Regions from separate parts of the Homo sapiens genome. Here region 2 is linked to region 1. A link is an interaction called in ENCODE POLR2A ChIA-PET data of the cell type or tissue named here. Cell type or tissue: B cell. All regions are shown on one strand. Each heading gives the region's core, and the rest is flanking DNA. Links, peaks and the distances in the headings are about the cores only. Region 1 overlaps P2RX5 (purinergic receptor P2X 5). Region 2 overlaps P2RX1 (purinergic receptor P2X 1).

Region 1 (16,674 bases), core at 3,988-11,987:
TCAGCTCCCAAGCCCAACATCGAAACGTACTTCATGTCCATTTTTGACAGGGGAGACTGGGTCTTAAGCGCCAGCGTCAGGAGAAGTTCATTACCTGAGTGAATGTGTAAGAAACCACACGAGTTTTCGGCAAAATCAGGGAGCCTCCTGCATTAGTAACACTGGCTGCCTCTGGGGAACCGGGAGGACGGAGGTTGCTTTTCACTGACTATCCTTTGCACCTTCTAAACTTTGAATCATGTAAGTATTACCCAGTCAAAATATTGTAACTTAAATCAGCTGAGCATACTGCTGCTTTCAGGGTGGGGGAGGAAGCCTCTTGGTCTCTAGGCAGCATGCGTGTAAGTCTGACCTAGAAATTGGCTCCATCCACCAAAGCTGGCCTTTTTCCCCTGAGAACCAGGGCTTCTTAAATGTCACTGTGCACACAGATCACCTTGGAATCTTGTTGAAACACAGGTTCTGATTTGGGTGGGGGGCGGGGGAGCTGGGACCTGCATTTCTAGCAGGCTCCGGTCCCTGGACCCCACTTTAAATAGCAAGGCTTGGCCGGGTTTGGTGGCTCACGCATGTAATCCCAGCACTTTGGGAGGCCAAGGCTGGCGGATCACCTGAAGTCAGGAGTTGGAGACCAGCCTGGCCAACATGGTGAAACCCCATCTCTGCTAAAACTACAAAAATTAGCCGGGCATGGTGGTGGGCACCTGTAATCCCAGCTACTTAGGAGGCTGAGACAGGAGAATCGATTGAACCTGGGAGGCGGAGGTTCCAGTAAGCCAAGATCACGCCACTGCACTCCAGCCTGGGTGACAGAGCGAGACTCTATTTCAAAAAAATAAATAAATAAAAAGCAAGGCCCTACAGCGATGGAGGCAGAGAGCAGCTGAGGGTGCGGTAGGTGGGTGTGGCCGTGGCATAAGACAGGTGGGGACGGAGGGAGGGGAATGAGGGCCTCCCTAACTCAGCCCGTTTACACCTGCTGAGTGGCGCCATCCTTGATCTCATTAGCACTTCAGGCCCAGCCTCTGAGGAGGGGTGGGGAGGGCAGGAGCTCGGCAGGGTCAAGGCGACTGTATCTCCCATCTGGGCAGGTCCATATTCCCCGGGCGTCCCGAGGCTGGTGGAGTCAGATGGAGCAGAGGCCTCTTGCCTCCCCTTCCCCATCTTACCTAGACTCCCCAGGAGCTGGCTTCCCCACTAAGAGCCAGCTGCCTCCTGACTGCTCCAGTCCTTTCCTGGTTGCCTCCATGGCCACCTTTAAATTTTATCCTTGGGGCAAGCCCAAATGTCCCCTTGGGTGTTGTCCAAGAGCTTTCTCTGAGCAACCATCATTCTCGGCAGGGATTTCGGAAACCCTGCTAGAGGCTAGAGGAAGGCCAGCTGGAGTGGCTGGGCCTGGCTGTGATGTCTCTGTTGGCTTTGGAGGAATTACACGCGGGCCCCTCTCCCTGAGGTTAGGTCAGCATCTCATTTAAGCACCTCTTGGTGGGCCCAGCACACAGCATGCGTCAATACATGTTTACAGCTCATATGAATGAGTGAAGGTGCAGCCAGGTTGAGGGAAAATCCAAACACTCCACTTCCGCTCAGCACCCTGGCCTGTCCCTTTCCCTGGACACCTGCTCCAGGGACTCCTCTTCTAGGTCCGAGCCCCTCTGACCATTGGGAGGCTCCCCTCCTCACTCAGCAAAAAGCTTGCAGCAAGATCCCAAAGTTCAGGAGAGATGGCTGTGCCTGGAAGCCCCTGTCTCATGCAGGCACAGACTCCTCTACCCAGTTCAGAGCTGCGGGTTGTTCTGGCCCCAAAGTTTTCAGCGACACTGCTGGTAGCCAGCAGCCCTGGCTACATCTCCACTGTCTGCAGCTGCTCCAAATTCACCTGTGCATTCTGCAAATGGCCAGACCTGTGTGTGGGCGGGAGGGGGCGCACAGGGCAGAGAGGACTGTCGGGAGCCGGTGGGTGGGCCAGCCTCACCAGAGGCAGCAACGCTCCTGGCAGCACTGCAGGCAGGCAGAGCATTCAGAGAGAGCACAGCCTGCCAGGGTTCCTGCGGAAGCCCAGCACGCATAGATGCTCAGGCAGAAGCCTCTGGAGTTGCCCCGGCAAGGAGTAGCAGCAATTGCGGTGGCAGCTGGAGCGTGGGCCTGTGAGTCCACAGCCTCCCACAAGCCTCAGCGAGGCTCAGCCAAGACAAGCCAGGCCGTCGGGCTTCCCGCTTGCTCAGAATGGGAGCTCAAGTGAGCACCCAGGAAGTAAGAGTCAGCTCAGGGAGCACAGGAGGGCTGCCAGGCTCTGGGTCTACCCCATACGGACCCCTAGCCTCCAGCCTCCTTGCCCCACTGCTGCAGCCCCTGCCTCTCTCTCTCCTCACTCTTCTCCAGCCCAGTCTATTTCTTGCTCCTTCCCTGCCCAGGCCCAGCTCCCAGCTGAACGCTGCCAATTCCTGAGTCAGCAAGGAATGAAAGCTGGGCCAGGAGAAAGGCCACCAAGGTCAGTGAGTACCTGGGGTGTGGTTTGCAAGAGAGTCACAGAACCCCAGTCTGACAGCAGGAGGTGTCCAGCCCCCACTGGGAGGGGAAAAAAGGGAAAACAAGGCACAGAAAGGGCCAGGCACCTGCTCACCGCACAGGTACTCTGCAAGGCAGACGCAGAGCAGGCCCGAGACAGGTCCCCCACCCAGCCAGACGCCCTCCCCACGCAGGCTGAGCCTCGTCTGCAGAGAAGCCAGCGCCCCCAGGAATCGCGGCCCAAGGACCCCCCTGGCAGCACGGCCAGCACCCTCCTGAGGCCGGGGCAGCCCCAGAATCGCACACAGAAGAGGGGCTGAGGGGGGGTCATCTGAGCACAGAGACGTTCGGCAAAGGCAGAGTAACTCAGGAGAACCTCATCCTACAGACACTGCCGGGATTCAAATCTCAGCGCTGCCATTCACCGGCTGTGTGACTTGAGCAAATTACCGAGCCTTTCTGTGCCTCAGCTTCCTCATTTGTAAAATGGGGAAGATCGGTGTCTATCTGATTCAGTTGCTTACATGAGTTAACAAATACGGAGAGTACAGAGGGGTTCCAGGCAGAGAGTCAGTGCTGTGGAGCAGCGCGCTGTTATCATCTGAGCGCCGGCATGGCACAGCAGGCACCCATGGCCATCCAGGGTCTCGGGAGCTAAGGGGGACCTTGCGGGGTAAAGCACCAGCCCCTTCCCACAGAGGCTCTCCCAGTTCCTAGATGTCCTGCCTTGTGGCCAGCTCACACCAGAGCAGAGGGGTCCGCTGGAGCTGCCAGGCATGAGAAGCCCCAACTGGGGACCCCTCTCTGCAGGACCCAGCTGTCGGGCTCTCTGCCTAGCAGTGGCCTCACCTGTGGGGCTCCAGGAGCTGTGGGCACACAGATCCGTTCCCCTTCTGACTGCTGCTTCCACGCTTCGCCTCGGGTGGCTCCTGCAGCTCCTGCTGCTCCGGCATCCCCAGCAGCCCTGGCCCAGATGTGAGCTGCTCAGATAGCCCCAGCCCCGATGCCTCGTCCTCGGCCTCCTGGGAACTGTCTTCTAGGCCCCTGGACAAGATACAAGCTGTTCACCTGGGACGGCCCTGCAGGGTGCCTCCCCTCCTAGACGGGCGGAGTGGGCCTTGAAGAATCCCTCGCCCTGCAGGCCGCCACCCTGCTTCCTCCAGCCGGTGTCCTCCACCCTGCTTCCTCCATGCGGCTCCCTCCACCCTGCATCCTCCACCCTGCTCTCTCCACCCTGAGTCCTCCACCCTGCTTCCTCCACGTGGCGTCCTCCACCCTGAGTCCTCCACCCAGCTCCCTCCACCCTACATCCTCCACCCTGCATCCTCCACCTGGCTTCCTCCATCCTACGTCCTCCACCCAGCGTCCTCCACCCTGCATCCTCCACCCTGCATCCTCCACCCTGAGTCCTCCATCCGGTGTCCTCCACCCTGCATCCTCCACCCTGCGTCCTCCACCCTGCATCCTCCACCCTGCATCCTCCACCCTGCGTCCTCCACCCAGCGTCCTCCACCCTGCATCCTCCACCCAGTGTCCTCCACCCTGCATCCTCCACCCAGTGTCCTCCACCCTGCATCCTCCACCCTGCATCCTCCACCCTGCGTCCTCCACCCAGTGTCCTCCACCCTGCGTCCTCCACCCTGCATCCTCCACCCTGCATCCTCCACCCAGCGTCCTCCACCCTGCATCCTCCACCCTGCATCCTCCACCCTGAGTCCTCCACCCAGTGTCCTCCACCCTGCATCCTCCACCCAGTGTCCTCCACCCTGCATCCTCCACCCTGCGTCCTCCACCCAGCGTCCTCCACCCGGCGTCCTCCACCCTGCTTCCTCCACCCGGCTTCCTCTACCCTGCTTCCTCCATCCTGGGTCCTCCACCCTGCAGGCCACCACCCTGCTTCCTCCATCCTGGGTCCTCCACCCTGCAGGCCACCACCCTGCTTCCTCCATCCTGGGTCCTCCACCCTGCATCCTCCACCCTGCATCCTCCACCCTGCGTCCTCCACCCAGCGTCCTCCACCCTGCATCCTCCACCCAGTGTCCTCCACCCTGCATCCTCCACCCTGCATCCTCCACCCTGCATCCTCCACCCAGCGTCCTCCACCCTGCATCCTCCACCCTGAGTCCTCCACCCAGTGTCCTCCACCCTGCATCCTCCACCCAGCGTCCTCCACCCTGCATCCTCCACCCTGCATCCTCCACCCTGCGTCCTCCACCCAGCGTCCTCCACCCTGCATCCTCCACCCAGTGTCCTCCACCCTGCATCCTCCACCCTGCATCCTCCACCCTGCGTCCTCCACCCAGCGTCCTCCACCCTGCATCCTCCACCCAGCGTCCTCCACCCGGCTTCCTCTACCCTGCTTCCTTCAGCAGCACAGTCAGGACTGTGGTTGGGGTTCAGCCTGTGGCCAGGGTCAGGGCGCACGGCTATAACCCAGGGCTGGGGTTCAGGCCATAGCTGGAGTGCAGTAAGGCGAATGACCCAGGCAGACCCTGCACCCACTGTCCCAGGCTGTGGGGGTGCTGAGGGAGTACTAAGGTGTCTGTCCCAATTCCCATTCTGATCCCTGCTTCTCCAGAAGGCCTTCCCCAAAGGCCGAAGCCACAGCCCCTTCCCCTTCCCGCCCTCCCACAGTCATCAGGGTTCCCCACCCACGCTGTGCTCTGCCGCTGTGAACACGCACACCCCACCGAACCCAGGGCCCAGGAAACTCCGGAAACAGCCTCTGCATGGAAGAAAATATCCGCTTTTCTTTCCTTTACTACTCCAGCTTCCCTCAGCCCCGGCGCACCAGGACCACCAAGTCCAAGAATCCCAAAACAGAAGTGCTGCAGACACCACTCGATTGGTAAACCAACTCTCTCATCTCCCAGATAGAGAAACCGAGGCCCGGGGAGGCCTGGGACTTGTCCAGAATCAGGCGGAGCCTGTGAACTCCGTCTCCCGCCCTGTGGCCCACAGCGCCCTCTCCTCCCACTGCTGCCGAGGCCGAATCCGGTTCTGTAGAGCATGTACTCAGAACACTTCTCCTCCCCGGGCCCTCCAGCCCCTGCCTCCCACCCCAGCCATCAATATCACATCAGGGCAAAGGCTCGAAGCCACGGGGGTGCTCCACAGGGCTGCCCTCGGGCCGCCGGCCTGGAAGCGGAACTGACCTCACTTCCTCGTACTTCTTGTCACGGTAAAACTCTCTCTTTTTGATGAGGTAGATGAGTACCAGGTCGCAGAAGAAAGCACCCTGCAAAACAGGGGTTCCTGATTCAGAATCCTAGACCTCTGAGAGCACTGTTCATTTAGGGCACTTTGCCCCTTCCATCCTGCAACAGCCCCTAAAGGTGGCATCACTGTCCCCATTTAACAGATGAGGAAACTGGGCTCAGCAAGGGGCACCCTTGTCCGACACCACAGAGCTGGTCCATGGTGGAGCTCAAGCTGGACTGGAGCTCCCCCGATCCCACAGGCCAGGCACTCCCCGACCCCGCACCACCCGGACCCCATCCAATCGTTCCTTCAACACATTTGCTGGGCACCCAGCACGTGCCAGTGTCTGCACCGAAGTACGGAGAGGATCTGGACAAGAGAGACCTCCTGGGGACTCTCCCTCTGGTGCAGGAGACAGGCGTGTCGATGACGACCCACATAGGACTTCACTCAGCCTGGGGAGGGTCCCTATTCAGTCCTTAAGGACTAAAGAGGAGTTTATACAAGACAAAGAGGTGGAAGGACATTACGGAGGGAGGAACAAGCCTGTCACATCTGGGAAATGCCGCAGGGCCTGTGCGGGAAGAGGGAGATGCGCTTCTGGAGAAGGGGATGGGGACTGGCCTGTTAGGCTTCTTAGAATGTTTCCGAGGCATTGGTCCTCATCCTTTAGGTGAGGCGGAGGCACCACAGCCCGAATTTTGGCATTTAGAAAGATCCCTGTGGTAGTCAGTGTGAGATAGGTTGGAAGGGTTCTAACCAACAAGGACGCTATGGTGCTAGTCAAAGAAAGATGATGGGTGCCAGGTGCAGTGGCTCACGCCTGTAATCCCAGCACTTTGGGAAGCCGAGTCAGGCGGATCACCTGAGGCCAGGAGTTCGAGACCAGCCTGGCCAACATGGTGAAACCCTGTCTCTACTAAAAAATACAAAAATTAGCTGGGCGTGGTGGCGGGTGTCTGTAATCCCAGCTACTCAGGACGCTGAGGCAGGAAAATCGCCTGAACTCGGGAGGTGGAGGTTGCAGTGAGCCAAGATCGCACCACTGCACTCCAGCCTGGGCAACAAGAGCAAAACTCCATCTCAAAAGAGACAAAAACAAAAGCAAAAACAAACAAAAAAGGAAGATGATGAGGTGGACGACCCCAGCTCAGCCCCTCACACCCAAAACGTGCCCTACGGACCAGAGCGATGCAATTGCCCCTCTCCTCCAGCAGAGGGAGACTCCACCCACAGCACAGGGCAGGGTTGGGGCCTGAATGATAGAGGAGAGTGGAGGTGGGAAGGGTTGGTGGAGGGGCCAACAAGGAATCTTGGTCCCCTGACCCTGGGTGCTGCACATCCATCCCCTAGATGCCAAAAATGTTGCTTACCAATTCGCTGCTCCCCAGAGACCAACCCCAAACCTAACCTTGACCACCACCTCTTCCTGCGCCATTACTTCCAGTTCACAGGTCTGTCCCCAGAGGGTGCTCTGATTTTACCCACATCACAAGAAAGTGATGAATGGGCTGGGCGCAGTGGCTCACGCCTGTGATCCCAGCACTGGGAGGCCGAGGTGGGCGGATCACCTGAGGTCAGGAGTTGGAGACCAGCCTGGCCAACATGGTGAAACCCTGTCTCTACAAAAATACGAAAATTAACCGGGCGCGGTGGCGCACGCCTGTAATCCCAGCTACTCAGGAGGCTGAGGCAGAAGAATTGCTTGAGCCTGGGAGGCAGAGGCTGCAGTGAGCCAAGATCATGCCATTGCACTCCAGCCTGGGCGACAGAGTGAGACTCCGTCTCAAAAAAAAAAAAAAAAAAAGAAAAGTGATAGCTGAAGGTGGGCCTTCTGTAAGAAAGTAACAGGCGCAAACATCCAGGACCCTCCCAGTGACTGTCTGCAGGTAGGGATCCATGTGGAGCTCACTTTTCTTGACCCCCTCCCAGGAACGTGGTCCTGGTATGGGACACAATTTTCCAGGTTTTAACAAAAGTCACCCCTGGGTCCCAATGGACTCCTCCAGTGGGGCTGTCTTGTGTGCACAGGGAGAGGAATGAGGGAAGAGGCTGCCAGAAACCTGGGAAAGGGACCTGCCGGGATGGGCACTGACCACTCCCATGGCTCTCAAAAACTCCAGAAGGACCACGGGGCAGTGTAGACTCAGGACGCCTTTCCCTGCCCTCAGTCCCTGTGTCTCCTCCCCTGTGAGCCGCTCCCGGCCCCACTGAAGGGCCACCTCTAAGGAAGAGTCACAGGGCTGCCTTCCCTGCCTCTCAGCCTTTCAGTCGGGTGGTTCTCAGCCAGCTGGGATTTTGCTCCATCACAACTGCAGGGGAGGGTGCCCCTAACATCTAGTGGGTAGAAACCGGGAATGCTCTTAAACATCCTACAATGGGCTGGGCGCGGTGGCTCACGCCCATAATCCCAGCACTTGGGGAGGCCAATGCCGGAGGATTGCCTGAGCCCAGGGGTTCAAGATCAGCCTGGCCAACATAGTGAGACCCCATTTCTACAAAAAATTTAAAAATTAGCCACAGGTGGTGGTGCACCTGCAGCCCTGGCTAGTGGGGAGGCTGAGGTGGGAGGATCGCTTGAGCCCAGGAGTTCAAGACTGCAGTGAGCCATGATCATGCCACTGCACTCCAGCCTGGGCAACAGAGCAAAAACCCTGTCTCTGAAATCAACATCCTCAGGGTCTGGGAAAATATAGTATCGACCAGAAAAGTGTGAAATATGAAATAGAAAACAAACAAAAACCTCCTACGACACCCAGCACAGCCCTCTGTGCATTGTGGAATGTTTAAGGGCATGTCCAAGGATGTGTGTAAGACCACAACACAGAATTCTCCCACCCAAAAAGTCAGCAGCACCCAGGCTAAGAAACTGTCTGCAGCCTAATCCTGCCCCCTTTTTTTTTTTTTTTTTTTTTTTTTTGGAGATGGAGTTTTGCTCTTGTTGTCCAGGCTGGGGTGCAGTTGTGTGATCTGGGCTCACCGCAACCTCCTCCTCCCGGGTTCAAGCGATTCTCCTGCCTCAGCCTCCTGAGCAGCTGGGATTACAAGCATGTGCCACCACACCTGGCTAATTTTTGTATTTTTAGTAGAGGCAGGGTTTCTCCATGTTGGTCAGGCTGGTCTCGAACTCACAACCTCAGGTGATCCGCCACCTCACCCTCCCAAAGCACTGGGATTACAGGTGTGAGTCACTGCGCCCGGCCTAATCCTGCCCTCTTTTAGCAGAAGTAGAGATAGAGACTTTAGAAGTTCAGGGACTCACCTGGGATCCCAGGGATATCCCAGCCACGCCTCGGCTGGGGACTGACCTAAACCCATGCACAGCTGCAGAGCTACCAGCACATGCCTCCCTGGCTCTGGAAAGAGACTCGGGCTGTCACTGCTACCTGAGGACAGCTGGCAGAGCGTGAAATCCCAGAAAGCCCTCTTTTCCCACGCCTATTCTGATCTTGCCAGCTCTGGTTCTTTCTGGGGGCACTGGGACACGGTCCTCCTGAACAGCAGCCTCCCCCTCCCTGCCAGTGCGGCCGCCGGGGAGAGGGTGGGACGCGGGGAGGGAGGGGAGGTACTCCCAGCACCCATGAGCGCCACCCCAGAGCCCACGTTGATGATGGTGGGAATGATGCTGAACTTCCCTGCCTGGAAGATAGAGACAAGGCCAGTGAGCGAGGCAGGTTGGACAGCGGGGCCCCCAGGGACCCTCCCAGCGTCCCCCTCCCAGCCTGAGAACAGGAGAACGCACAGCGGGGCCCCCAGGGACCCTCCCAACGTCCCCCTCCCAGCCTGAGAACAGGAGAACGCACAGCGGGGCCCCCAGGGACCCTCCCAACGTCCCCCGCCCCCCGCCCAGCCTGAGAACAGGAGAACACACAGCGGGGCCCCCAGGGACCCTCCCAACGTCCCCCGCCCCCCCGCCCAGCCTCAGAACAGGAGAACGCACAGCGGGGCCCCCAGGGACCCTCCCAACGTCCCCCGCCCCCCGCCCAGCCTGAGAACAGGAGAACACACAGCGGGGCCCCCAGGGACCCTCCCAACGTCCCCCTCCCAGCCTGAGAACAGGAGAACGCACAGCGGGGCCCCCAGGGACCCTCCCAACGTCCCCCGCCCCCCGCCCAGCCTCAGAACAGGAGAACGCACAGCGGGGCCCCCAGGGACCCTCCCAACGTCCCCCGCCCCCCGCCCAGCCTCAGAACAGGAGAACGCACAGCGGGGCCCCCAGGGACCCTCCCAACGTCCCCCTCCCAGCCTGAGAACAGGAGAACGCACAGCGGGGCCCCCAGGGACCCTCCCAACGTCCCCCGCCCCCCGCCCAGCCTCAGAACAGGAGAACACACAGCGGGGCCCCCAGGGACCCTCCCAACGTCCCCCTCCCAGCCTGAGAACAGGAGAACGCACAGCGGGGCCCCCAGGGACCCTCCCAACGTCCCCCGCCCCCCGCCCAGCCTCAGAACAGGAGAACGCACAGCGGGGCCCCCAGGGACCCTCCCAACGTCCCCCGCCCCCCGCCCAGCCTCAGAACAGGAGAACGCACAGCGGGGCCCCCAGGGACCCTCCCAACGTCCCCCGCCCCCCGCCCAGCCTCAGAACAGGAGAACGCACAGCGGGGCCCCCAGGGACCCTCCCAACGTCCCCCGCCCCCCGCCCAGCCTCAGAACAGGAGAACACACAGCGGGGCCCCCAGGGACCCTCCCAACGTCCCCCGCCCCCCGCCCAGCCTCAGAACAGGAGAACGCACAGCTGGGCCCCCAGGGACCCTCCCAACGTCCCCCTCCCAGCCTGAGAACAGGAGAACACACAGCTGGGCCCCCAGGGACCCTCCCAACGTCCCCCGCCCCCCGCCCAGCCTCAGAACAGGAGAACGCACAGCGGGGCCCCCAGGGACCCTCCCAACGTCCCCCGCCCCCCGCCCAGCCTCAGAACAGGAGAACGCACAGCGGGGCCCCCAGGGACCCTCCCAACGTCCCCCGCCCCCCGCCCAGCCTCAGAACAGGAGAACACACAGCGGGGCCCCCAGGGACCCTCCCAACGTCCCCCGCCCCCCGCCCAGCCTCAGAACAGGAGAACGCACAGCTGGGCCCCCAGGGACCCTCCCAACGTCCCCCTCCCAGCCTGAGAACAGGAGAACACACAGCTGGGCCCCCAGGGACCCTCCCAACGTCCCCCGCCCCCCGCCCAGCCTCAGAACAGGAGAACACACAGCTGGGCCCCCAGGGACCCTCCCAACGTCCCCCTCCCAGCCTGAGAACAGGAGAACACACAGCTGGGCCCCCAGGGACCCTCCCAACGTCCCCCGCCCCCCGCCCAGCCTCAGAACAGGAGAACACACAGCGGGACCCCCAGGGACCCTCCCAACGTCCCCCGCCCCCCGCCCAGCCTCAGAACAGGAGAACGCACAGCGGGACCCCCAGGGACCCTCCCAACGTCCCCCTCCCAGCCTGAGAACAGGAGAACACACAGCTGGGCCCCCAGGGACCCTCCCAACGTCCCCCGCCCCCCGCCCAGCCTCAGAACAGGAGAACACACAGCTGGGCCCCCAGGGACCCTCCCAACGTCCCCCGCCCCCCGCCCAGCCTCAGAACAGGAGAACACACAGCTGGGCCCCCAGGGACCCTCCCAACGTCCCCCTCCCAGCCTGAGAACAGGAGAACACACAGCTGGGCCCCCAGGGACCCTCCCAACGTCCCCCGCCCCCCGCCCAGCCTCAGAACAGGAGAACACACAGCGGGACCCCCAGGGACCCTCCCAACGTCCCCCGCCCCCCGCCCAGCCTCAGAACAGGAGAACGCACAGCGGGACCCCCAGGGACCCTCCCAACGTCCCCCTCCCAGCCTGAGAACAGGAGAACACACAGCTGGGCCCCCAGGGACCCTCCCAACGTCCCCCGCCCCCCGCCCAGCCTCAGAACAGGAGAACACACAGCTGGGCCCCCAGGGACCCTCCCAACGTCCCCCGCCCCCCGCCCAGCCTCAGAACAGGAGAACACACAGCTGGGCCCCCAGGGACCCTCCCAACGTCCCCCTCCCAGCCCCCGCCCCCCGCCCAGCCTCAGAACAGGAGAAGGCACACGCACCTTGCCGTTCACCATCACGTCAAAGCGGATCCCGTAGGCTTTCATCAGGGTGCGGAACTCCACCCCGGCTGCGTCTCGGTAATATCTGGCAAATCTGAGGGAGACAGGGCCCAGGGGAGGCCTCAGCCTGCCTGGCCTTCCCTCTTTAGGCAGCACTGATGTGGCTGCTCTGGGGACTTAGAAGGACTCCCGGAACCCTGACTCTCAGCAGCCCCAGGAGTGGCTTGCAGACCTTCTCACTGAGCCAAAAACAAAGAGGCATCCAGCTATTTGAAATCCCTGCCAGACATTCCCTGAGGAGCAAGGGCTTCCCCACCCTACTCTGAGCAACCCTTGGGTCGCCAAAGCGCGGATGGAAAGGATGCGGCAGAGGCCGCAAGACTCGGCTTCACGGAGAGAAACAGGCAAGAACACGCGCTCTCCTCTCCCAGAGGCACCCCCAGCTTCAGTCGCTGGCCACTCTGCTGGGGTCCACACCTCTCCTGGGCCATCTGTCCCTGCACCTCCCGCTCTGACACCCACCCCCAGGAAGGGGCCTCAATAGTGCTGGCACCCAGATGAGTGAGTGCCACTGATCATGGTCAGGTCACAAGTGGGCACAAGGCAGCGGTTACCTGAAGTTGTACCCGGAGGAGACAGACTTTGAAAGTTTATTGTCCAGACGGCTAAAAGAATAGTGAGGGTGGCACTCAGAGGCAGCTTTATCAAGATCACAGTTCCATTCAATATTAATTCCTATCACGCCACCCTTGATAAAAGAGAGATGAGGGTCAGCACACACAGCTTTCCGGAGACGGACAGCATCCCAGGCCAGCCCTTCACCGGCACTGGACAATAGGAGGAGGTGCTCAGGCACGAGGTCAGCCCCTCGAGACCACCCTCCAGGAGGCTTAGTCCCCCCATGGAGCGGCTGAGAACACTGCGTCGTCCCTGCCTCAGGGCTGCCTCCCTCGTTCTTCAGGGAGAAGGGAGCCGCACAGGGTAGGCCTCTCTGGACAGGCACTTCACACTCCAGCCAGCATGTGCCAAAGGGGGTCCCTCTGCCTCACCTTCGGCTGGTGCCCCAAGGACTCAGAACCGCACAGCAGGTGCCAGGTCTGGCTCTCACTGACTGCCCGTGGTCTGAGCGCTGCCACAGCCTGCCTGTGTGCCACAGCCAGTTCTGAAAACACTGAGTCCCTGGGGGCAGGTGACTTTGCAGGGCCACCCTCGCCCGCTGCCACGGCCTGCCTGTGTGCCACAGCCAGTTCTGAAAACACTGAGTCCCTGGGGGCAGGTGACTTTGCAGGGCCACCCTCGCCCGCTGCCACGGCCTGCCTGTGTGCCACAGCCAGTTCTGAAAACACTGAGTCCCTGGGGGCAGGTGACTTTGCAGGGCCACCCTCGCCCCACGAGTCCCCGTCCACACCCTCCTCGTCACAGAGCCAGGCCCAGTGCCCCCAGGCCCTCAGGGAGGGCTCCCTGCGTGCACCCCACCCACCTCCAGGGCTATATCCTGGAAGTCGCTCCCGGCCCAGCGGATCACGGAGCCCAGTCGGAAGATGGGGCAGTAGTGGTTCTTGGGGCCAAAGTGGCATGATTTCAGGAAAGATCTGTCCTTGACGTCCATCACATTGCTTCTGGGTGGAGGCCATGGGCAGCCGAGAAATGAAGTAAGACTTGATGTTTCCCGGCCTGGCCAGGAGTCACTCGGTCCCTCACCAACCTGAGTGCTGACAGCTCCCCGCAGCAACACCCCACTTTACAGCAGGGGAAGGGGCGCCCCAGCACCACCCACCGTTTATTCACATGCAGACATCACCCACTCACATGCAGACATCACACACACACGCACACACGCGTGCACGCACGCACACACGCGAACACACGCACACACACAAACGCACGCACACATGCACACAGACACATGCACGCGCACACACGCACACACGCGAACACACGCACACACGTGCACACACGCGCGCACACACACCCCCAGGCAGAGACCCACGGAGGGCCAGCCAAGGCCCCTCATCGACCAAGGCCCACCCGTGGCCCCCAGTAGCCAAGCCCACGTACTTGGAGAAGTTGAATTTGGGGAAACGGATGTGGTTCTTTATGAAAATGGTGAAGTCTTCGGCCTCCTTCAGGAATGGCTCCCTGAAAACCAACCCAGAACAGCCTGTCCAGGAGGCCCCACCCCTGTGCCCCTCCCCCAGGCCTGGGCCAGTGTGAGGCCTGTTCCTTGGGTCCCCTGGAGCCTCTGCCCAGGACAGTTAATTTGCTCATGCTGGGGAGGCCGTCGGGCCTCGCTGGGACAGCCTGACTCCTCCCTCAGCGTGAGGCTCCCAGAGTGGGCAGGACTCCACCCTCAGGCTGGGACCCACCGCACGGGGCTGGGAAACCCCTCAGGGTCCTGAGGCTGCAGCCACTCACTCCGGCCTGGAGCTTGTCTCCAACGGGCACCAGGCAAAGATCTCACAGGTGCCCCTGGCCAAGTTCTCTCTCCGCAGGCAGCGGCCGGTCTTCACTCCTGCAGGGGTGGGACAGGATCAATGCCAGGAGCCTCCCACTCCGAGTCCTCCTTCAGCCCGTGGCCGCTCCAGGCCCTCACCGTTTCCAGCTGTAACCGCTTCCCCAGCGTGGCAGTCGCTGTCCTTGGAGCACGCGCCATCAGGAATGCCTTCATTCTGCCAGGAGAGAAGGGGCACCTGGATGGGGGGGTTCCCCCAGCTCAGAGCCGGGTCCCACTCCAGGAGATAGAATAGGGGTTCTTCTTCGGCCTGGCCCACACACACTCTGAGAACCTACTTCTCCCCCATATAATGCAGGAACCACACCCGGGTGCACACAGCCACCCGAGACCCTTGGAGTGGACAGACACCCTTGCTTCAGAAGAGAGTAGACCCCAACCACTGCCGGTGGCTCTCCCACCCCCACGCCAGGGCCCCTCGCCAAATCAAACCTCAGCACAGACGTTCTGCCGCTGGTTGGGGGTCACAATCAGGTTGGTGACCACAAAAAAGACGTTCTCTCCCTAAGGAACCAGAGAGGCACTGAGGAACCTCCTCCTGCCCCTTAGGGACCACCCCACCTTTCCAGCGTTACCTGAAAGAGGGCGGTCCCTCTGCCTGGGTTTTGGGGATAATGGGGCCACAAACTTGGTATACTCTGCCCATCTGCTCATGGACCCCACAGTCCCCAGGTAGATGTCCATTGATAGATCTCCTCCAGACTCACAAACCCCAACTGCCCCAGGATCCGGGAGAAGTGGGCGCAGGGCTCAGGCTGCCCTGGCCCTGGCCAACTGTGAACAGGCTGGAGAGCTATTCCCAGAGGCAGTGACTTAGAAGGGGGGTTCTCTGTGCCAGCCCACCTGACTCACAATGACCTGAAAGTTCTCTGGGTCCCATTTGTTCTCAGCAGACTCAGATAGAACAGAGCAGTCACCCGCGGCACAGTCAAAGAGGGCAGGGGTTTGGCATGGGAGGTAGGATCTGGACAGGGTTGCTCTCTGCAAGCCCTGGCAGCTGTCTTGGGCCAAGAGAGATGATGGATGGGGGTCCCTGCGTATCCAAGAAGCTTCCCGTGTGACCCACCCGAACCAGGCAGTCCCTGCCAGCCTTGGCCGTGTGCTAGGTGGGGACTCAGACCTGGGCTGGAATGACGTAGTCGGCGACATCCCAGATCCGCTGCCCAAGATCCGAGGTGTTGGTGAAGGCCACGCCCTTGACTTTGGTGATGACAGCACTCTGCAGGGAGGTGTCGACGTCTTGGTAACCCTTCTTTATCAGGAACACCCATCTGTGGGAAGGGGGCCGGTACGTGGGCATCAGCCACTCTGCTGGCTTCGGGGAGCTTCCCCAGGCCTTGGGGTGGGGTAGCAGTCACAGCAACTCCTAGTTGAGGTGGAGCAGGCTCAGGGCTCCACCTGTCCCACCAGCTCCTGGGCAGGGGCCACAGCTCCCACTGCTGACTGAAACCCAGTCCTGCAAGCAGCAGAGGCGACAAGCAACCCTAGAGATGGGGGCCCTGAAGAGGCAAAGACCAGCCGGGCGCAGTGGCTCACGCCTATAATCCGAGGCAGGCAGATCGCAAGGTCAGGAGATTGAGACCATCCTGGCTAACACAGTGAAACCCTGTCTCTACTCAAAAAAAAAAAAAAAAATACAAAAAATTAGCCAGGCGTGGTGGTGGGCGCCTGTAGTCCCAGCTACTCAGGAGGCTGAGGCAGGAGAATGGCGTGAACCCGGGAGGCAGAGCTTGCAGTAAGCAGAGATCGCACCACTGCACTCCAGCCTGGGCGACAGAGTGAGATTCTGTCTCAAAAAATAAATAAATAAATAAATAAAAGAGGCAAAGACCACTGTCCACTCAGAGGCCCCAAGTGGACAAGCCTGGGCTGAAGCCACATACTGGTTTGGTGACCCCAGGCAAGCCAATTTCCCATACATAACATGGGGTGACAGCGCCTCCCTCTGGGGTTGTGATGGTGCCTAACCTGAAACCAATCACGAGGAGACCTCAAACAAACCCAAACTGAGGGGCATTCTACAAAATAAGAGTACAGGCCAGGCACGGTGGCTCGCGCCTGTACTCCTAGCACTTTGGGAGACCAAGGCAGGAGGATCGCTTGAGCCCAGGAGTTTGAGACCAGCCGGGGCAACACAGTGAGACCCCATCTCTATGAAAAACAAAAAAGTAATCTAGGCATGGTGGCACCAGCCTGTCGTCCCAGCTACTCGGGAGGCTGAGGTGGGAGGATCCCTCGAGCCTGGGAGGTCGAGGCTGCAGTGAGCCATGATTGTGCCCAGGTGACAGGGTGAGACCCAGCCTCAAAAACAACAACAAAAAAATGAAATAAGAGTACAAATCCCATACTTGTTGACACTAAAAACGCAAGCAATAAAAGAAAA
Region 2 (12,385 bases), core at 4,380-12,379, 220 kb after region 1:
GGGACTCCGGGCTTGGTTTGGGGGTGGGGAGAGCTTGGTGGACAGAGCCCAGGAGGCCCCCAAAGCCAGGGGGAGGTTGTGAGCAGGGGAGTGCCTCGGTTAGGTGAGGTTTAAAACGACTCCCATGGCTGCTGTGAGGACTGACGGTGGGAGACCGAGGAAGAGGCGAAGGGTCCCCAGAGTGTGTGCGCCTGGGACGCAGTGGGGGGTCAATTTGTATGTACTGGAGGAAAGAGGGCAGGGCTTGGGGAGGCCAGCGCCACTTCCCTGGGATCCTCCAGCGCGCACAGGCTGTGTGCCCCTCCCACACTCCTGTGCCCGCCCTGCGGACACCACCAAGGCCCGGTCCTGTGGCCTGTGACACAGCCTTCTCTGCACAGCCCTGCAACGCCAAGACTTGAGCACACCCCCTCCCCTGACAGGCACACGCCCGTGTCCGCGTGACCCGCCCTCACACACCACTCCATCCTGTCCTGCACCCCCCACGCAGACACAGGCACACTCCCGCGTCCACGTGACACACGCACACCCGCCTCCAAACAGCACACGCAGGTCCCTGCGCACGTGGACACCCCCCCAGCCACCAGCCCTGCGCCTCCCGGGCCCCGAAGCCGCAGCGCCCGCCTCTGCCGCCCCCTCTCGCCCCAGCCAAGGCAGGACCCTGCGCAGCCTGAGCCGCGCGCCGCCGCCGCCCCATTCATCTCCCACCCCGCCCCCGGCTCCTGCAGGAAGACGCTCCGGCGGGCCGTGGGAGGAGCGCTCCGCGGAGAACCGCACGTGGGTGCCCCGGGCCGGGCCCACTCCGCACAGACGTGGCCTCCACCAGGAGCCGGGCGCGGGGGACAGTGCACCGGGGATGGATGCGGTCCGCAGACAGAAGCGGGGAAGAACGCAGACGGCGGGGCACCCGCGGCGATGCGGTCCCGGCGGCCGGCGCAGACCCGAGCAGACTCCGCGAGGCACCCCGCAGACCCGGCCCCGCAGACAGAAGGGGAAGGATCCCCGCCCTGACCAGATCCCAGCTCCCTCGTAGACGCGGCCTGGCAGACCCCCCCCGCCTCTCCCTTGCAGGCTCGGGGCAGGTGTTAAGGCGTTCGTCCTCCTGCTCCTCGCCCGCGTCCCCGCCCCGCCGATCCCTACCTGGGCGCCGGGCGACAGTGTCCGCGGCCCGGCGGGCGGCCCCACTCGCTCCTGCTGCGCGCCCCGCCCCGCCCCGCCCCGCCCCACCGCCTCGCTGGGGCCCAGATCGCCGAGCTCAGCCCGCGGGCGCCGCGGCTCCGGGCAGCGCTCGCTGCCCCGCCCACCGCCGCGCCCGGCCGGCGCTCATTGGTCGGAGCGAACGGCCCCGCCAGCGCCGCCCAATCGGAGCCCGGGACTCCCGCCCCCTCCTGGACTAAGGGACCGCGGTGGGCGGCGCGGTAGGGGCCCTCCCTCCCCTGCGGCGGGGCCGACCTCGCCACGCCCCCGGCGTCCTGGGGTCCCCGAAGTCCCTCCCGGCCGCGGCGTGGGCCCTTCTCCTGGGCCTGCAGGGGACCGTGCTTCCCCGCCAAACCCTTTGCGCCCCCATCCCGGCCTGCAGGAGCCAGAGCGCCCCTCCCTCCCGGGCGAGGCGCGGTGCGTGCGAGGGAGGGGCGAGGCCCGGGGAGGAAGGCCTTGAATGGCAGGCCCAGGAGTGTAGCTTCTGCGGGGCGGGGGCAGAGAGGCCGAGAGGTGGCTTAGCACAGAGTGAAGTGCTTGCTCGGTGAGCCGGCGACAGGAATGGCCTAGCGAGGGCCGAGGGAGTAGAGGGAACTCAGCAGGACAGTGAGGTGACCTTCGCTGTGGCTGTTCCTGGGGACTCTGCCGCCACCTCTTCCCCTAACGCCTCCGCGTGTGAATCCTCTGGCACCACCACTTGCCCCATATCCTTCCCCCAAATCTAACCTCCTGCGTCCCTGTCTCGAAGTGGAGCCAGGAGCCTGGGAGTCACCTGCTGCCTCCCTGTTTCCTGCTCCAACCAGTCCATCTCCAGGCCCTGCCATACTGCCTCTTAACTATCCCTGGAATCGGCCCACTCCTCTCCACCCCACTTCCCCTCCCTTAGCTCAGGCTACCACCATCTTGTCCCTGATTGCTGCAGCAGCCTCCTCCCTGGCCTCCAGCCCCATCCAGTCTCACCTCCTACTAGCCTTTCTCTCCCTGGCACCCAGAGCAAGTTTTCAGGAACACAAGTCCACCGAGAGGCATTTTCTATGGCTCACCGTGAGAATAGGTCTAATCAAGCCCTGTATAGCCTTACTCCCAGCCACCTGCCTGTTTAACGCCTACTCGTCTTTCAGGGTTCAATTCAATCCTACTTCTGCCTGGAAACCTTCTCCATGACCTCCCCACTTCCAGCATGGGTTAGTGGCCCCACCCAGGTACTTCCTTGTACCTGGCATCTGTTTACCTGCTGGTTCCTCATTGGGACTGGGAGCTCCTGGATGGCAAGCACTGTGCCTGATTCGTCCAGCACACAGCCTGTCGCATGGCACAGGTGCTCAGTGGATGTTGTTGAATGAATAATTCCAGCAACTTGAGTGTGGCTTTTGACCTCATGGTTCAGGATACCAGCTAGAGCTCCAGCAATCACATAACGCATTCCAGGCAGTGGAGTGGAGAAAAGGATGAAGAAGAGGGCAGAGGGTCTGCACCAGCTCTCTTTTCAGGAAAGTTCCCAGAAGTTGCCACGTGGCACTTTCACATACACCGCTTGAGCTTACTTAACATGACCAGACCCAGCTGCAAGAGAAAGCTGGGAAATGCAGCTTCCATTCTGGGCAGCCACATGCCCAACCAAGAACCAAGGACTGAATTGCTACCGGGAGAACAGATATCCGGAACAACTAGTGGACTCCACCATTGAGAGGGTGGATAGATTGAGGGGCAGAGCTCGACTGTATGCCAGGTGCTGTTTACAGGTCTTTCCTCAACCCTACTAAAAGCTATTATTGTCCGGGTGCAGTAGCTCATGCCGGTAATCCCAGCCCTTTGGAAGGCTGAGGTGGAGCGTATCATTTGAGCCCAGGAGTTTGAGAACAGCCTGGTCCACATAGTGAAACTCTGTCTCTATTTAAAAAAAAAAAAAAAAAGAAGTTGTTATTATCCTTGACTCACAGAGGAGGCTTGGAGAGTTAAGCCACTTCCCCCAAGGACACACAGTGAACTGTGGCAGAGCTGCAATTGAAACCTGTCTTTTCCTTGCACGCCAGACAGGCTGGGAAGTCAGGAAAGGGTGTGTCCTAGGAGCTGCTGGAAGGAAATCTTTCGACAAGGAAGGCTTGGACAACAATGTGAGAAGCTGTCAGGCCAAGCAGGATATGGGGCCCAAGTGTCTGCTTAAGACTTGGCAACCAGGACACTGCCAGTGACCTTGGCAAGGGCACCTAGGAGAAGTGGTTGGGGTGGAGGCCAATTGCAGAGGGAAGTGTGGACTGGTCTTTCTGGAAGGGTTGCAGTGAGGGGAGAGGGGCAGAGCTGCTGGGGAACCTGGGCCAGGAGGAGGCAGAAGAGGGGGACAGATGTAGGGGTAGGAGAATGGAGGTGGCTTCTGCTGGGCAGCCTCTGGGCTGGGTGGTGAGGCTGAATACAGAGGAGGGACCCTTTTCTGCTCACTTGGAAGGGAAGGGGGCAGAAAGTGCAAAAGCAGGTGTGTCTGGAGAAAGAAGGGGGGGCAGAAGAGGAAGTTCCAGTCTTATAAAATCTAAATGATAGGTCTTGGTTGGGGAAGAGGGCAGAAGGCCAAGGCCCTGAGGGAGATGGCAGGGGCTGGCCTGTGTTGTCCAGTCTGGTAGCCACTAGTCACATGTAACTATTTAAATTAATTAAAAGTAAATTGGGCAGTCATGGTGGCTCCCGCCTGTAATCCCAGCACTTTGGAAGGCCGAGGCAGGCGGATCACCTGAGGTCAGGAGTTTGAGACCAGCCTGGCCAACCAACATGGTGAAACCCCATCTCTACTAAAAATACAAAAAAAAATTAGCAAGGCGTGGTGGTGGGCACCTGTAATCCTAGCTACTTGGGAGGCTGAGGCAGGAGAATTGCTTGAGCTCAGGGGCTGGAGGCTGCAGTGAGCCGAGATCGTGCCACTGCACTCCAGCCTGGGCGACAGAGCAAAATTCCGTCTCAAAAAAAAAATATTGATTAATTAATTAAAAGTAAATAAAATACGAATTTCATTTCCTTGGCTGCATATTTCCACCGAGGCCACCTGTGGCTTCTGGGTACCCTATTGGACAGCATAGATAGAGAATATTTCCATCATTCCAGAAGGTTCTATGGGACGGCACTGGTCTAGACAGAGCATGGTGACTGGGTGGGGGATGCTGCCCAGAGATCCTACCTGGCTGTAAATCCAGGCCTGAGGTCATGCCCACAGCAGGGCCCTCCACACAGCCTCAGTCAAGTCCCTCCTCCCCTCTTTGGGATTCCGCCAGATCTCCCTCCTGGCACAGCCAGCCCCTTCCTCCCCACTGTTTCACGAGGCCACTCCTGGGGTTCTCTACTTGTGCCACTGCCAGGCCTCTCCCAGCCATGGAGGGTTGGGAAGAGCGCCAATGTTCAGGGCTGTGCCAAGATGGCAACCCGTGGACAGAGGTGAGCTGACCTCTCCACCCAGCACTGACCCTGCTGGGCTCAGGGCGTATGAGTCGGCTCACTGGTCCCCACCGGCAGATCCAGAGGGATCTCAGAGATTGCCCAGCTCAGCCCCACATTTCACAGACGAGCACACTGTGTTTCAGAGAGGTCTGGAAAGAGAGCACGGACGGCAGAGGTTTGTCCTCATTCCCTTTATTGTACTCCACCCGTCGCTTCCCCCAGACCTTCTGTTCAGACAGAGCCAGGCAGGCCTTGGGAGCTGGGGCTGAGCCACAGGCAGGGAGCCCAGGATTTGGCTGGGGCTCCCACCCCAACCCGAGGTAGCTGAGTAAGGATTCATGGCTGGGAGGGCTGTCCTGGCCTGGCACACTTGGAGAGAAGCCTTTCCCTATGGAGGTGACATGGCACGGACCATGTGTGTGTGCTTGGGGGTGTAGATGTGTGTAGATGGTTGTGTTTGCAGGGCCCAAGCTGTTCACATACACAGTGTGGAAGGATGCTGTGTGCACGTAGGTGGTGTGTACACTGGGTTGTGTGCATGAGACACTGTGTGGCACGTGAGCACACAACACACATGCTGAAGGTGTTTGAGACCCTGTTCAGTGTCTGCACCTGAACAGGAAGTGCAGGCTCAGGGCTAAGTCTGACTCCCGCTCAGGAGCTTAGAGTCAGAAAGTTCGAGGACGGCACTTCTTAAACTTAGGTCCCAGAATGGCCTGGGGAGTTTGCCATCCACACAGATCATACGGCCAGCCCTGGAGCTTTTGGTTCAGGAGGTCTGGGGGTGGGCCCAGGAGCTTGCATTGTCGATAAGTTCCCCAGGGAAACCGAAGGCCAGGAAGAAACAGGGCTCAAGCAGGGCTGTCTAATAGAACTTTCTTTGACAGTGAAAATGCCCCGAGCTGTCCAGTATGGCAGCCACTAACCACACGTATCTACTGAGCAGTTGAAATGTGGCTAGTTCAGCCGAGGAATTGAATTTTGTGTTTCATTCTATTTTATTTTAGTTTAATTTAGTCACCTATGGTTACTGACTGCCACATCGGAGAGCACAGATCTAGAGAAATGGAGGCAGCGGGTTGGATAATGAGAGTCCGGAGAGAGAAGCACGAAGCTAGGGTGCAGGTGTGTGGGAGGGTCCTGCCCAGCCCCAGCCATTCCCCACCAGGAGCGGCTGAGGCTAGGGTAGGGCTCCCTCAGGGTGTGTGGGGTCGGAGCCGGAGCTCAGATTTGCACAGGTCTCTCCTACTATGCACCCTGAGCTTCTGGCAAACTGCTCTCTGCCTGGCTGAGAGGGTAGGAGACTTCCTGGGGAGGCCCCTCTGCCCTGGCTGGGACCCACCAGGGCTCCAGGCTGAAGCCTCACGCTGCACCCAGTCAGGAGTTGGGGCCCGAGCATCAGGATGTCCTCATGTTCTCCTGCAGGCCCAGGGTGGAGCTGGTAGCTGCGAGGTCACGCTCAGCCTGTGTACGTGGTGCAAGGGTTGGGGGATACAAGTCAGTGCTGGGGAAGCAGCTGCCCACGCCCCCCACCCCAACACAGACACAAGCGCCGGAGGCCTTCGAAGGGCCTGGCTCGGGGGGTTCTCTTACCGCCCCTGGCCCCATGTCCTCAGCGTATTTGAACTTCTTCTGCTTGTAGTAGTGCCTCTTAGGCAGGATGTGAAGCAGCAGCAGGTCACAGAGAACTGTGGCCTGGGGTCAGGGAAGGGCACGGAGACAGCGTGGGAATCCGGGGGTGGGTACGGAGCCCTCCACATCCCACCTCAGTCCCTGGTGGTGAGGCCCTGGCTGGATCTGACCTCACTGGAGGCCAGTTTCCTGGAGGGTGGATGAGGCCCTGCAGGACTCTCAGGGGACCAAGATGGTTCCACCCCAACTCTGTCCTGCCCCAGCTCTGGGCCTTGGTTTTCTTAGATCTATGTAGTTGGTGGGGTGGGCAGCTGCTGGCTCAAAAATGATAGACAGTTAGGGTCAAGTTTTAGGGTGAGGGACGTCTTGCTGCTACTGAATTGTGGAAGAGGAGGGGCCAACCCCAGCACAGTGAGCCGGTGACCCCAGCACTTACCACCCCAAAGATGCCAATTCCAGAGCCGATGGTGGTCATTGTAGGGATGATGTCAAACTTCCCGGCCTGGTGGCAGGACCCAGGGAGAGAAGGGCTAACCGTCGGAAGGGGCCCAGCTGGAAAAGGCCGGACCTGGGACAAGGGGACTTCCCCACCCTCGGCTGTGAACTGTCCCCACCTCGGACTCTACATGGGCCACCAGCTGCTGGTCAGTAGACCTGGGTTTTGACCTTGGCTCTGCCTCCCTGAGCGCAAGGAGACTGTGGGGAGGCATGGCCACAGGTTGCAAAGCCCTGCTCTGGACATGCCCCATGACCATCTGTTATTAGAAGTAAAACTGCTGGATGAACCCACCCAACTTCCGGTTGTCTATAACTGTAGATGCCCAAAGGTACTCACAGGAGCTGAGAATGTGTCTCAGCTGCCACCACCCTCACACTGGACACTCACCTTGCCGTCCACCAGGATGTCAAAGCGAATCCCAAACACCTTGAAGAGGTGACGGTAGTTGGTCCCGTTCTCCACAAAGTGCCTGGCAAACCTTGGGGAAGGGATGAGGTGGCAGGAGGGTGATGGAGGGGACTGTCTTGGGTCTGGAGTTCTTAGCGCATCAGGGATACAGGAGATTTAGTGGTCTCTGAGTACAGCCTCATCCCCAACACCGGGCAGGATCCCAGGCCTCATTCTGGGAAAGTTGTACTCAACTCTTGCCCCAACTCCTTTTTCTTTTTTTTTTTTGTGAGACGGAGTCTCGCTCTGTCGCCAGGCTGGAGTGCAGTAGTGTAATCACAACTCACTGCAGCCTCAGATTCCTGGTCTCAAAGCAATCCCACCTCAGCCCCCCAAGATGCCTTGATTACAGGTGTGGGCTGCTGTGCTCAGCCATTGCCCCAGCTCCCAATGTCAGCAATTTCCCCAGCTAGTCCTGGCCAGGTGGGCCTGAAGGGGTCTGAGACCCAGGGACAGGGGATTTGAGACTTCAATATCTTTCTCCCTGCTGGCTTCCTGCATGGCCACCCAGGCAGAATGAGAGCTGCCCAGGACCCTCTGCTCCCCTCTGGGGACACTTTCTCAGACCTGAAGTGTTCTGGGAGTAGAAAAGCCCGCAGGACCACAAGGAAGAATGTGCTGCTGGGGGCCTGGCAGACACCTGAAGTTGAAGCCTGGGGAGAGATTTTTCTCTTCGTACAGCCCATGGAACTCATAGATGGGTCTGCAGTGCCGTACGTGCCAGTCCAGGTCACAGTGCCAGTCGATGGTGATGCCAACCACTCCACCCTGCCAGGGACACAAGTAGTTAAGATCTGGGATTTCAGGATCAAAAACCCCTGTCTCAGCCGGGCGCAGTGGCTCACACCTGTAATCCCAGCACTTTGGGAGGCAGAGGCGGGTGGATCACCTGAGGCCAGGAGTTCAAGACCAGTCTGGTCAACAGGGTGAAAACCCGTCTCTACTAAAAATACAAAAATTAGCCAGGTGTGGTGGCGCACGCCTGTAATACCAACTACTTGGGAGGCTGAGGTAGAGGAATCACTTGAACCTGGGAGGCGGAGGTTGCAGTGAGCCGAGATCCCACCACTGCACTCTAGCCTGGGTGCAGAGCCAGACTCTGTCTCAAAAACAAACAAACAAAAAAAGCCCATCTCACAGCTGGTACACGCACTCTCTCAAGAACAGACCATTTTGGAGCCGGGCGTGGTGGCTCGCACCTGTAATCCCAGCATTTTGGGAGGCTGAGGTGGGCAGATCACTTGAGATCAGGAGTTCGAGACCAGCCAGACCAACGCAATGAAACCCCGTCTCTACTAAAAAATACAAAAATTAGCTGGGCATGGTGGCGGGTGCCTGTAATCCCAGCTGCTTGGGAGGCTGAGGCAGGAGAATCATTTGAACCCGAGAGACAGAGGTTGCAGTGAGCCGAGATCACACCACTGCACTCCAGCCTGGGCAACAGAGCAAGCCTCTGTCTCAAAAAATCAACAACAACAAAAAAAACTGGACATTTTTTATTTAAGAAAAGATACTGAGAAACTGTTTTGGGGTAGAGGTCCTGTCACCCTCACTGGCCTTCCCTCCCATTACCCTCCACACTCCAGCTCTCTGACCATTTCTTGTTTATTTATTTATTTATTTTCGCCCTGCTCTTGTAACCCAGATACGTCCTTGTTATTCCCTTCTGTTTCACTCGTGTGTTTTCTTTGGGAGCATTTCTCGCTTTATAATCATAAGTTTATTTAGTGTGATTATGTATTAACCCATCTCCTCCAAGACTGTAAGCTCCAGGAGGACGAAGCTATCTGTCTCATTCATCACCAACTCCTGAGTTCCTGGCACAGGTCACAGTGTGGGAGGCAAGCAGACAATTACTGCATTAATTAAAGAAGGAATCTGTGAAGACCTGGATTGGGAAGAAAACATTGGAGAAAGCGAAGCTCCTCTGGGCGAGGCGAGTAATGGGACAGGTGGAGATAGGCTGAGCAACAGGAGAAGAGCTGGAAGGTGGTCAGAGAAGGGGACAGGGAGCTGGGAAACTTGCCAGGAGCCTAGTTACTGAGAAGTTCCCAGTTGAAGATGGCAGGGAGATTTTTTTTTTCTTTTTTGTGAGACGGAGTCTTGCTCTGTCACCCAGACTGGAGTGCAGTGGCACGATCTCGGCTCACTGCAACCTCTGCCTCCCAGGTTCAAGCGATTCTCCTGCCTCAGCCTCCTGAGTAGCTGAGATTACAGGTGCCCGCCACCATGCCCGGCTAATTTTTTATATTTTTAGTAGAGACGGGGTTTCACCGTGTTAGCCAGGATGGTCTCGATCTCCTGACCTCGTGATCCGCCCGCCTTGGCCTCCCAAAGTGCTGGGATTACAGGCGTGAGCCACCGCACCCAGCCCTGATGACAGGGAGATTTTTAGGAACAGGGAGGTCTAACATTCAGCATGTGTGTTGCTCCGGCATCAACCCCCTCCAGGGGTCAGGAAACTGAGGCCCATGGGCCTGATCATGGCCAGGTCCACTCTTCACATATGGTCTGTGGCTGCCCTTGCCCTTCCACAGCTGACTTGGGTAGTTGGCACGGAGCCCATATAGCCGGCAAAGCTGAAAATAGTTACTATCTGGCCCTTGAAAAAAAAGTTTGCTGACCTCCCTTGTAGACAGACAAATGTGTCGTGAGTGGGTTATTTTGATAACATCACAGAAAAGGGATTGATTTCGTTCTTGAACAGGCAACTGCAAGGGCAGGACTAATAAGGGACACGTGCTGCCAGGTGTACAGGCTTCCCACGCGCCAGGCAGCGAGGCACGCCAGGCACACGGCGTCAACTCTGCCAGGTGTATAGGCTTCCCACGTGCCAGGCAGCGAGGCACGCCACGCACACCGCGTCAACTCACTTGACCCTCGGGGCGACCCCACGAGACTGGCACCATTATTGCCCCCCGTCGGTGGGTCCAAAAACTCACACCCACTGAAGTTAAGAGACTTGTCTGAGTTCATACTGCTCGTTTGGGGCAGAGCTGGGATTTGAACCCGGTCAGCTAGTTCTGCGCTCATAGGGACTGCTTCTTCGGAATCCCAGGTGACTGCGAGGATCCCAGGGCACAGGATTTCTCAGGGCCATAGGCTATAGGATTCAAGCTGCCTTTTTATTTTTATTTATTTTTATTTTTGAGACGGAGTCATTCTGTCGCCTGGGCTAGACTAGTGCAGTGGTGCAATCTCGACTCACTGCAACCTCCGCCTCCCGGGTTCAAGCAATTCTCTTGCATCAGCCTCCTGAGTAGCTGGGATTACAGGTGCCCGCCACCACACCCAGATAATTTTTGTATTTTTTTTTTTTTGACAGAGTCTTGCTCTGTCCCCGAGTCTGGAGTGCAGTGGCGTGATCTCAGCTCACTGCAACCTCTGTCTCCCAGGTTCAAGCGATTCTCCGGTCTCAGCCTCCCAAGTAGCTGGGATTACAGGCGCATGCCACGATGCCTGCCTAATTTTTTTGTATTTTTAGTAGACACGGGGTTTCACCATACTGGTCAGGCTGGTCTCGAACTCCTGACCTCAGGTGATCCGCCCACCGTGGCCTCTCAAAGTGCTGGGATTACAGGCGTGAACCACTGTGCCCGGCCAATTTTTGTTTTTGTTTTTTTTTTGTTTTTGAGATGGAATCTTGCTCCATTGCCCAGGCTGGAGTGCAGTGGCGCAATCTTAGCTCACTGCAACCTCTGCCTCCCGGGTTCAAGTGATTCTCCTGCCTCAGCCTCCCTAGTAGCTGGGATTACAGGTGCGCGTCACCATGCCTGGCTAATTTTTGTATTTTTAGTAGAGAAGGAGATTTCACCATGTTGGCCAGACTAGTCTCAAACTCCTGACCTCAAGTGATCCACCCGCCTCTGACTCCCAAAGTGCTGGGATTATAGGCACGACCCTCCGCACCTGACCAAGCTGCTTTTATCTAGTTTTTTTTTTTTTTTAAAGCAGGGCATCAACAAACATCCAGATGACAAGGTCTGCCCACATCCGTTCATTCTGGGCACCTCCTTCGTGCCAGTTCCATGCCAGGACCTGCTGAAGACATGGATCTGACGCTCAGGGGGCCCCAGTATCAGGGGACAGACCCATACATATACTCAGCCCTCACCGAGGAGACTTGGGAAGATGAACTGGGCCTAAAAAGCCTTTATCAGGATCCTGCGGCCCAGCCCTCCCCACGTGCCTGGCACCATGCTCCATACCTTCTCAGCCAGGGTGCTGAAGTTCTGGCCTGACTCTTGCACCACGTAGCCAAGCTGGAAGACTGGGCACAGGGGGTGCAGGGTCTTGTGAAAGAGGCAGGTCTTCATGTGGGCAGCATTCACCTCCTCCACCAGGTTGCGCCTGTGGGGGTGGAAGGTGTTGACAGCTGCTGTGTGTCATCCGGGAGGGTGCCCACCACGCCCCAAAGCCTGGGGACCCCTCACAGGCTCCACATTGCCCCTTTGATTCCTTCCACGCCAGCAGGAATGGAGGGAGACAGAGACAGCTGAGAGCTGCCGGAGCGGCCCCGGCCAGCTGCCTGCATTTCTGCCCGAATTTCCCACGCACCTGTTGACCTTGAAGCGTGGAAAGCTGATGCTGTTCTTGATGAAAAGAGTGAAGTTCTCGGCCTCTCGGAGAAGGGCAGGGCTGGAGGACACCACACGCACTCACCGCCCCTCCCCAGGAGGCCCCCTGTGTGTCCCACACAGAGCTTGGCACAGCAGGGGGTGGGCCGAGCCTCCGGGACCCGCCTGCAGCCCTGGGCTGGTGGAGGGGTGGGTGTGCTCTAGCGTGGCCAGGACCCAGGGGAATCTTCAGCCTAGGTTGCGCGGATGGGGTGAGGGTGGGGTCAGAAAAAGGGGTAAAGATCCTTTCTAGACCTAGGCCCCCCTCTGTCTGGCCTGGGACCCTGTTCTTAGCTCTCTGGAAGGTCAGAGTGTTACCGCGGGATGTCGTCATCCACCTCCACGGGGCACCAGCCAAAGATCTCACACGTCTTCACAGTGTCGTTGAAGGCCACACACTTGCCCGTGCGGATGCCTGGAGCCAGAGGGAAACCCCTGGGTGCCTGCACTAAACAGAGGAGGCCGCCCCAGACCCCTTCTCCAGGAGCTCCCAGTGACGGGCCACTCAAGCAAAGGAGCCAAGGACAGAAACGTGGCTGGGTCCCGGACGGGCAGGCCAAGCCAGGGCGGAGGA

The links. ChIA-PET counts read pairs that join two places held together with the same protein. Peaks named below come from ENCODE experiments on the same cell type or tissue, not always from the same donor. Only the 100,000 strongest peaks of a DNase experiment are listed, where the experiment ranks them.
Region 2: POLR2A ChIA-PET joins it to region 1 with 6 read pairs; 2 of 35 experiments call an interaction of 5 or more read pairs at or near these places.

What each region holds. Positions count from the first base shown.
Region 1 is chr17:3,676,233-3,692,906 of GRCh38, forward strand. It overlaps P2RX5 (purinergic receptor P2X 5), which reads right to left. Exons shown (of 12, transcript NM_002561.4): 2 at 15,412-15,562; 3 at 14,724-14,795; 4 at 14,373-14,448; 5 at 14,195-14,291; 6 at 13,838-13,918; 7 at 13,260-13,398; 8 at 12,394-12,527; 9 at 11,780-11,873; 10 at 5,664-5,746; 11 at 3,358-3,552. It overlaps P2RX5-TAX1BP3 (P2RX5-TAX1BP3 readthrough (NMD candidate)), which reads right to left. Exons shown (of 15, transcript NR_037928.1): 2 at 15,412-15,562; 3 at 14,724-14,795; 4 at 14,373-14,448; 5 at 14,195-14,291; 6 at 13,838-13,918; 7 at 13,260-13,398; 8 at 12,394-12,527; 9 at 11,780-11,873; 10 at 5,664-5,746; 11 at 3,358-3,552. Among named protein-coding and RNA genes, the nearest start is that of P2RX5, 12 kb to the right of the region's middle. RefSeq lists an enhancer at 12,376-13,284. In B cell, for the core only: CTCF peaks have their summits at 6,925 (motif pointing right) and 7,125; DNase peaks (open chromatin) are centred at 7,049, 7,868, 9,159, 11,909 and 1 weaker place; H3K4me3 peaks cover 168 bases; H3K27ac peaks cover 2,495 bases.
Region 2 is chr17:3,891,799-3,904,183 of GRCh38, forward strand. It overlaps P2RX1 (purinergic receptor P2X 1), which reads right to left. Exons shown (of 12, transcript NM_002558.4): 5 at 12,130-12,226; 6 at 11,753-11,833; 7 at 11,404-11,545; 8 at 7,836-7,963; 9 at 7,136-7,226; 10 at 6,686-6,751; 11 at 6,211-6,312; 12 at 4,794-6,081. The coding sequence ends at 6,016. CAMKK1 (calcium/calmodulin dependent protein kinase kinase 1) reads right to left here and starts at 1,255. Exons shown (of 16, transcript NM_032294.3): 1 at 1,141-1,255. RefSeq lists silencers at 562-811, 952-1,131, 1,162-1,701 and an enhancer at 12,016-12,385. In B cell, for the core only: no CTCF peak of the experiment used is centred there; no DNase peak of the experiment used is centred there.